Linked DNA regions of Mus musculus: region 1 is linked to region 2. The links are chromatin contacts, found by Hi-C or POLR2A ChIA-PET in ENCODE. All regions are on one chromosome and are shown on one strand. The core of a region is the stretch at or near the end of the contact, and the rest is flanking DNA. Distances in the headings are between cores, read along the strand shown. Region 1 overlaps Gm15997 (predicted gene 15997). Region 2 holds the start of Tex26 (testis expressed 26).

Region 1 (2,953 bases), core at 68-2,567, 85 kb after region 2:
CCTCTATGGCGATGACCAGGTAGGTTGTGTGTGTGTGTGTGTGTGTGTGTGTGTGTGTGTGTGTGTGTACCGAGTCAAGAACCAGAATGATGTCTACTGTGCTTTCCAGGGGTGAAGCGGGGGGACTCCCTTGTGTCCTGAGGCTGAGACCAGACCAAGAAGGAAAATAGAAAGGCAGACAAGATGGGATGAGAACAAGAACACTCAAAGAGCACATGAGTGGTGCTCCCTAACCTGTGTGATGCTCCCTAGCACTCGAGGGGTGCTCACTAATGTGTAATGTCCCCTAACATGTGAGTGATGCTCCCTAGCATGTGAGTGGTCCTCCCTAGCATGTGAGTGGTGCTCCCTAGCATGTGAGTGGTGCTGCTATCATGTGCATAGTCCTCCCTAACTTATATATGTTGCTCCTTAATGTGAGTGTGGTGCTCTCTGCTGTGTGTGCTGCTCACTAACATACAAATTAGGCTCACTAATACACCCATTGTGCTCACTAAGGAGCCTGATGCTTTTAGTACTATCTATTCACATCACTACACCCCGCAAGGCAGAGGTCACCATGAGTGCTTATAAGAATGAAGAAATTGAGGTACAGTGCAGCTATGCAGTTTCCCCCAAGCTTCTGTGTTCCAGAGATGGGGGACTGGTCTATGCCCTTGGCTCTAGACTTTCATGATCACCAAATGTCCCTCGTTAAACAAATACTTGAAGACACAGGCTAGGAATAGAGGACCCTGTCTAAAATCCCTGCTGACAAAAGAGGGAGGGACATTGCCTCCCCCAGATGAGTCTCCACTCAGCCAAGACAGAAAAATCCTTCAGATGAATTTTGCTGCACAATTAGAAATAAGGCCTAAATGCAGATTGCCCCAGCAGAGGAGACTGAGTGACCTAAACACAAATTGTGACTGGATGACGAATTTCTAGACTCTTCCTGGTGAGCTGATTTAGGCAGGTCAGGAGGAAATGGAGCATGCGTAGAATTGAACCCACCCCCACTTCCCAATCTCTCTCAGGCACCATCTCTCTGTGGTACTTGAAATGTCTTTTCAAACAGAGGTTTTTCTTAAGAGGAGAGAGAGCAGACAGGGGACACACACACACACACACACACACACACGAACACACGCACACGACGTATTAAATCTTACAGAGATCTGCAACCCAAGCCCCACGAGGTGGAAGCGGAGACAAGCAATACGCTGCCCTGCTGTAGGGAGCACCATTCATAAAGACTAGTACGGGAACGGTGCCTTGGATTTGGGCCACACAGCCTCCAGGCTGGAATTCCCCAAATGGAAGTTGGCAGGACTGTGAGGCAGAGGGAAGCCTCTCTATGTCCTCGGTGTCCTGTGGCAGCCAGCCCCTGTTAGTGGAGTTCCCTGCCTCTGCCTCTGCCTCTTCTTGGATGCTTTCCTGGGTATGGGCTGGCCTGGTTACTGCCTTCCAGCACACGCCAGAGAGGGAAGCCAGAACCGGTCCAGGCAGCACCGGCTGCTCATTAGAAAGCAAGCTGATTGCTGGAAATGCAAATGACCCATTTCACCTTATCCTTCTGACAGACACGCTGGGAGCGATGACTGGTTGCTCCCTACCTGTCACCACTGCAGCTCTGATCATTGTGTGAAGTGCCTGCCACACTTGAAGTGCATAGATAGCAGCCATCACGAGCGCCCTTCAGTTGTAGACGCAATCATCCATTGCCCCCTAGTGGAGTCCATGTGAATGACATGGTAGGCACCCCGTGTGTGCTGATTTAGGATTTAAGCAAATCGAGGTTGCGTTTTATTTTAAGAATGGCTTGCAGCTCCTGCTGATTTCATCTCGGCTGCTCGTATCTGTGTCTCTTAATTAGCAGCCATGAGATGGAATAAAATGTCAATCACGGGTGATTTGCGGAGCTGAGTTTGAATGTTAAAAAGTCATGGCATTTTCAAACCATATTTAAGACCTCATTTGATGATCATTCAAATTTTTTTTTTACCCTTAGTCTGGGAAAAGGTTTAAAATGAATGTAGTGTTAAGCATCTCAGGTTGGCATTTCGCTGAGCTTCGGGGTTATGTGAAAGAGAAACAAGATTATTTGTAAGACAGAGGCAGTAACCGAGTCTGCTTTGTCATCTAATCTGTCTCCTGACCCTGCTCTGGTAGATTTCAGAGGCTCCCAGTTTGCATAGTTCTTTGTTGTCCTGTATCCATGGTACCAGGGACTCAGTCATACTTAGCATAAGAGGAGCTAGATTTGTGACAAGGGACCTTTTTTATCACCACATTTGTGAAGGCTGCTTCCTGGGTGACTGTCCTTGCAGTGTCTGCAGAGCTAAGGCTCATAGCATGCATTAAAAGGCGATTGTCAACAGTACTTGGCTGTGCCACAGTAAGTTTATTAAGGGATCTGCTTCATGAGAGAGAGAGAGAGAGAGAGAGAGAGAGAGAGAGAGAGAACTTAATATGTTATTTTTCATTATGTGGGTCTGTGGGGGGGGATGGGCACATGGGTGCAGGTAGCTGCAGATACCAGCAGAGGGCGCTGGTTGCTCCGGAGTTGGAGTTACAGGTGTGGGTGCTGGGAACTGACCTGGATCCTCTGAAAGAGGCAGTGTGCACTCTTAACTGCTGAACCATCTCTCTAGCCCTGAAGTGTGTGTGTGTGTGTGTGTGTGTGTGTGTGCATGCAAGCAAGCATAAGGCAGTCAGAGGACAATGTGCAGGAGTCAGTTCTCTCCTTCCACCATATGGGACACAGGGATCAAACTCAGGCTTGTCAGGCTTGTGGCAAGAGCCTTTAGATAATGAGCCATCTCACCAGCCCTAAACTAATACATAACTTTTTTAAACTTTTATTTATTTCGTTTGTGTGGTATTTTGCCTGTGCACACATCCATGCAGTGCTGTAGAAGCCAGGAAAGGGTGTCAGATCCCCTGGGACTGGAGTTACTGCTGGAGCCGAATA
Region 2 (2,700 bases), core at 143-2,642:
TTTGTGCCAGGCATTTATCCAAAATGGTCTTCCAAGTACTGGTGATTATAGGAACCAAAATATTGATGGATTCTGAAAAGCCCCGAAGATGGTCTCATATTCAGCATCTCCTATTCAGCCGAGATTTAATTATTTATGTAAGATAAACAGGTCATCTCATTAATATGCAACCTCAATAATATGACGTCTCATTAATATGCAAATTTGCTTCATATCTTTCATAGATGGTAAAATTGTATGCACAGCAATGAATTGCTTTTTAAAATAAAGCTCCTCATGGTTCATTATCAATAAACATGTGACCTGTGTATTTGTCTTATATACCTTATATACTCTAGCTGGCATAAAAATTTCTCAGGCACAGTGTGATCACAAGTGGAAAAAAATTAAAAGCCACACTCTAACATGTATAAGTGGGTAGGATCAGCCGGCCAGTGTACAGTAACAAAGTGGCATCCTATGATTGGTACTAGGAATATAGTTTGGGATTTTTTGTATTTATTAAAAATAAGGTCTGGTGTAACCCAGGCTGCCCCTGGACAAACTATGTAGTGGAGGATGACCCTGCTGCATCCATTATCCCTCTGGACTCTCCGTAATTAGCCTGTGCCCAATGTTTCCCTGAAGTAACTAGACACTAGCTTAGGATGCTCTGGGTTGACCTCACACAGACCTGATGCCGAAACTTTTACCTTTCCCTTATACCACATCTTTCTCATCCTTGAGTGTAGTCGCTGTGTCCTACAGATTTCCATGCCAACCTTGCCCAATTTTGCTTACATTGAAAATTATGAATGGACACAAATTTGCGGTTGGGCGTCTGTCTGTCTGCTTCTGGGTTTTTAATATTCGGGGTATTTAATATTTTGAGACAAGGCATCTCTTTCCAGGGTTGGGCTCCTGCCTTAGCCTCCTGAGTTCTCGGATCACCGGTGAGCACCAGTATACCAGGCTAAAATAAACTTTTTTTTTCCAGCCTTTTCCAGTTTGCTCGTATTTGCCAATACATAAAACAATGGCATAGTATTGCAAGGACCAGAGCAGTGTCTCTCCACCTTCCTAATGCTGCGACCCTTTAATATAGTTCCTCATGTGGTGGTGACCCCCCCCCCAACTACAAATTGTTTGGTGGCTACTTCATAACTGTAATGTTGCTACGGTTATGAATTGTAATGTATAATGGTAACATCTGTGTTTCCTGATGGTCTTAGGTGACCCCTGTGAAAAGTTCGTTCGACACCCCCCACCCCCAAGGAGTCGTAGTCCATAGGTTGAGAACTATTGGATTAGGGCACTCCATGAAAGTCAGGAATCAGCGTGATGCGCTCACCCTCTGGGTCCAGGGGCGGAGACTGAGGCGTCTCCATAGCGACGCTTCACAAAGGCACGCGCAGAGGGTGGGGCGCAGAGCGGAGTACTACTGCCTTGTCAGGGCGGGAAGGCGACCTTTTGGGACAAGATGGCCCGGTATAGGAACAAGGTTTCGTGCCCTGCTCAATGTGACCCCAAGCTCCAGTCAAGTAAGACTGCCCACGCTGCGGGTCTGCGGGGCGTGGTGTGCTGTGTGTGCGGTGGAGTTGTTTTAAATAAGGCAGTTTTTTTTTCCCCAAGGGCATCAATCGTGAGAGGTTTGCCTCGCTTTTAGAGATGGCAGGGAGGCGCAAGTGAGTCAGGGAGAAAGATCAGCTGTCCAAAATCACACTCCTGTCCAGCCCTTTATACTCCCCTCTCTAAAACTCTGGGGTGTCCCTTTAAATACTTAAGGAAACCCCTGAGGAGACATGATAAAGCCACAGCTAGTGTCCTTCCAAGGACAACAGAGCCGAAGACAAATGAACAGAACTGGGGACGTAATGGAGGGAGAGAAGGAGTCTGGCTGGTTCTTTAAGTCGCAAACAGCAAATTCAGTGGGGCGGGAGGGAGGGGAGGGGCGGGATCAGCCGGCCAGGGCTGCTCTGTCTGCAGACTGGGCTGGGAGCTGAGCCCTTTTCAAAGGCGCTCTGCCAGGTGACAGATGGAGAGCCTTGCTCTGTGGTTCTGCTTGCGGCGGCGGCAGCGGGTTTACCAGCTCAGCGTTTTGCGTTGGTGAAGAGACATCACCTCCCCTGGCTGTTAGTTGCGACTCGAGTAGCATTATTACTGAGTGCACAGTCAGCGTATCCATCCCTTCGGAGCAATAATGGCCGGCTGCAGCCGTCTAGCCGAGCTGGCTAAGGGGCTGTGAGGATTCTTTAGAATGATGCTCCTAAGAGAACAATGAAGTGGGTGTTTACATTCCAATCTAGTTCTCTGTAAACGAAGAGTGGAAAGCTGGAGTGTGTGTGTGAGGGGGGAGGGCGGGAAGGAGCGTATTCAGTTAAAAAAAATGTTAAATGTTTTCAGATTCTATAGGACGGCGAGGTCAGGAGATGGAGGAGGGAAAAGCTCCCAGGATCCCCAAGGGCACTCCTTAATTTCCATTTCCCTTTTTCTAAACACTCTGTCTGTCAGGTATTTTCCTAGGCCAGTAGTCTCCTTCCTTGTCTGGAACAGATAAGAGTTAGGATTCCTCCTCTTACGGAATTGATCACGTACCCCAGGACTTCCGGTGCTGCACAAACTGCCAGGGACTCTACTGTCTACACTCAGTACCCAATGCCAAATGTTCAGACTGAACTATCCCGCTCTTGATCAGGCAGTTTCCATGCATGGCCCAGAGGC

What was found. A loop is a pair of places that touch in the nucleus more often than their neighbours do. ChIA-PET counts read pairs that join two places held with the same protein, here RNA polymerase II (POLR2A).
Region 1: a map of left cerebral cortex shows a loop between it and region 2 (3-fold over the local background). The contact joins the enhancer-like site here to the promoter of Tex26 in region 2. A Hi-C loop is called at or near these places in 1 of 37 maps with a recorded cell type or tissue (left cerebral cortex). POLR2A ChIA-PET finds 5 or more read pairs at or near these places in 1 of 5 experiments (Patski).

What each region holds. Positions count from the first base shown.
Region 1 is chr5:149,523,079-149,526,031 of GRCm38, forward strand. All of the region lies in intron 1 of Gm15997 (predicted gene 15997), which reads right to left. It also overlaps a transcript of Wdr95 not described here. Among named protein-coding and RNA genes, the nearest start is that of Wdr95, 4.1 kb to the right of the region's middle. Within about 2 kb of position 1,318, at least 1 of the 3 ENCODE cell types and tissues checked has a DNase peak (open chromatin) inside an H3K27ac peak, as active enhancers do.
Region 2 is chr5:149,438,268-149,440,967 of GRCm38, forward strand. Tex26 (testis expressed 26) reads left to right here and starts at 1,393. Exons shown (of 7, transcript NM_029464.2): 1 at 1,393-1,520. The coding sequence starts at 1,460.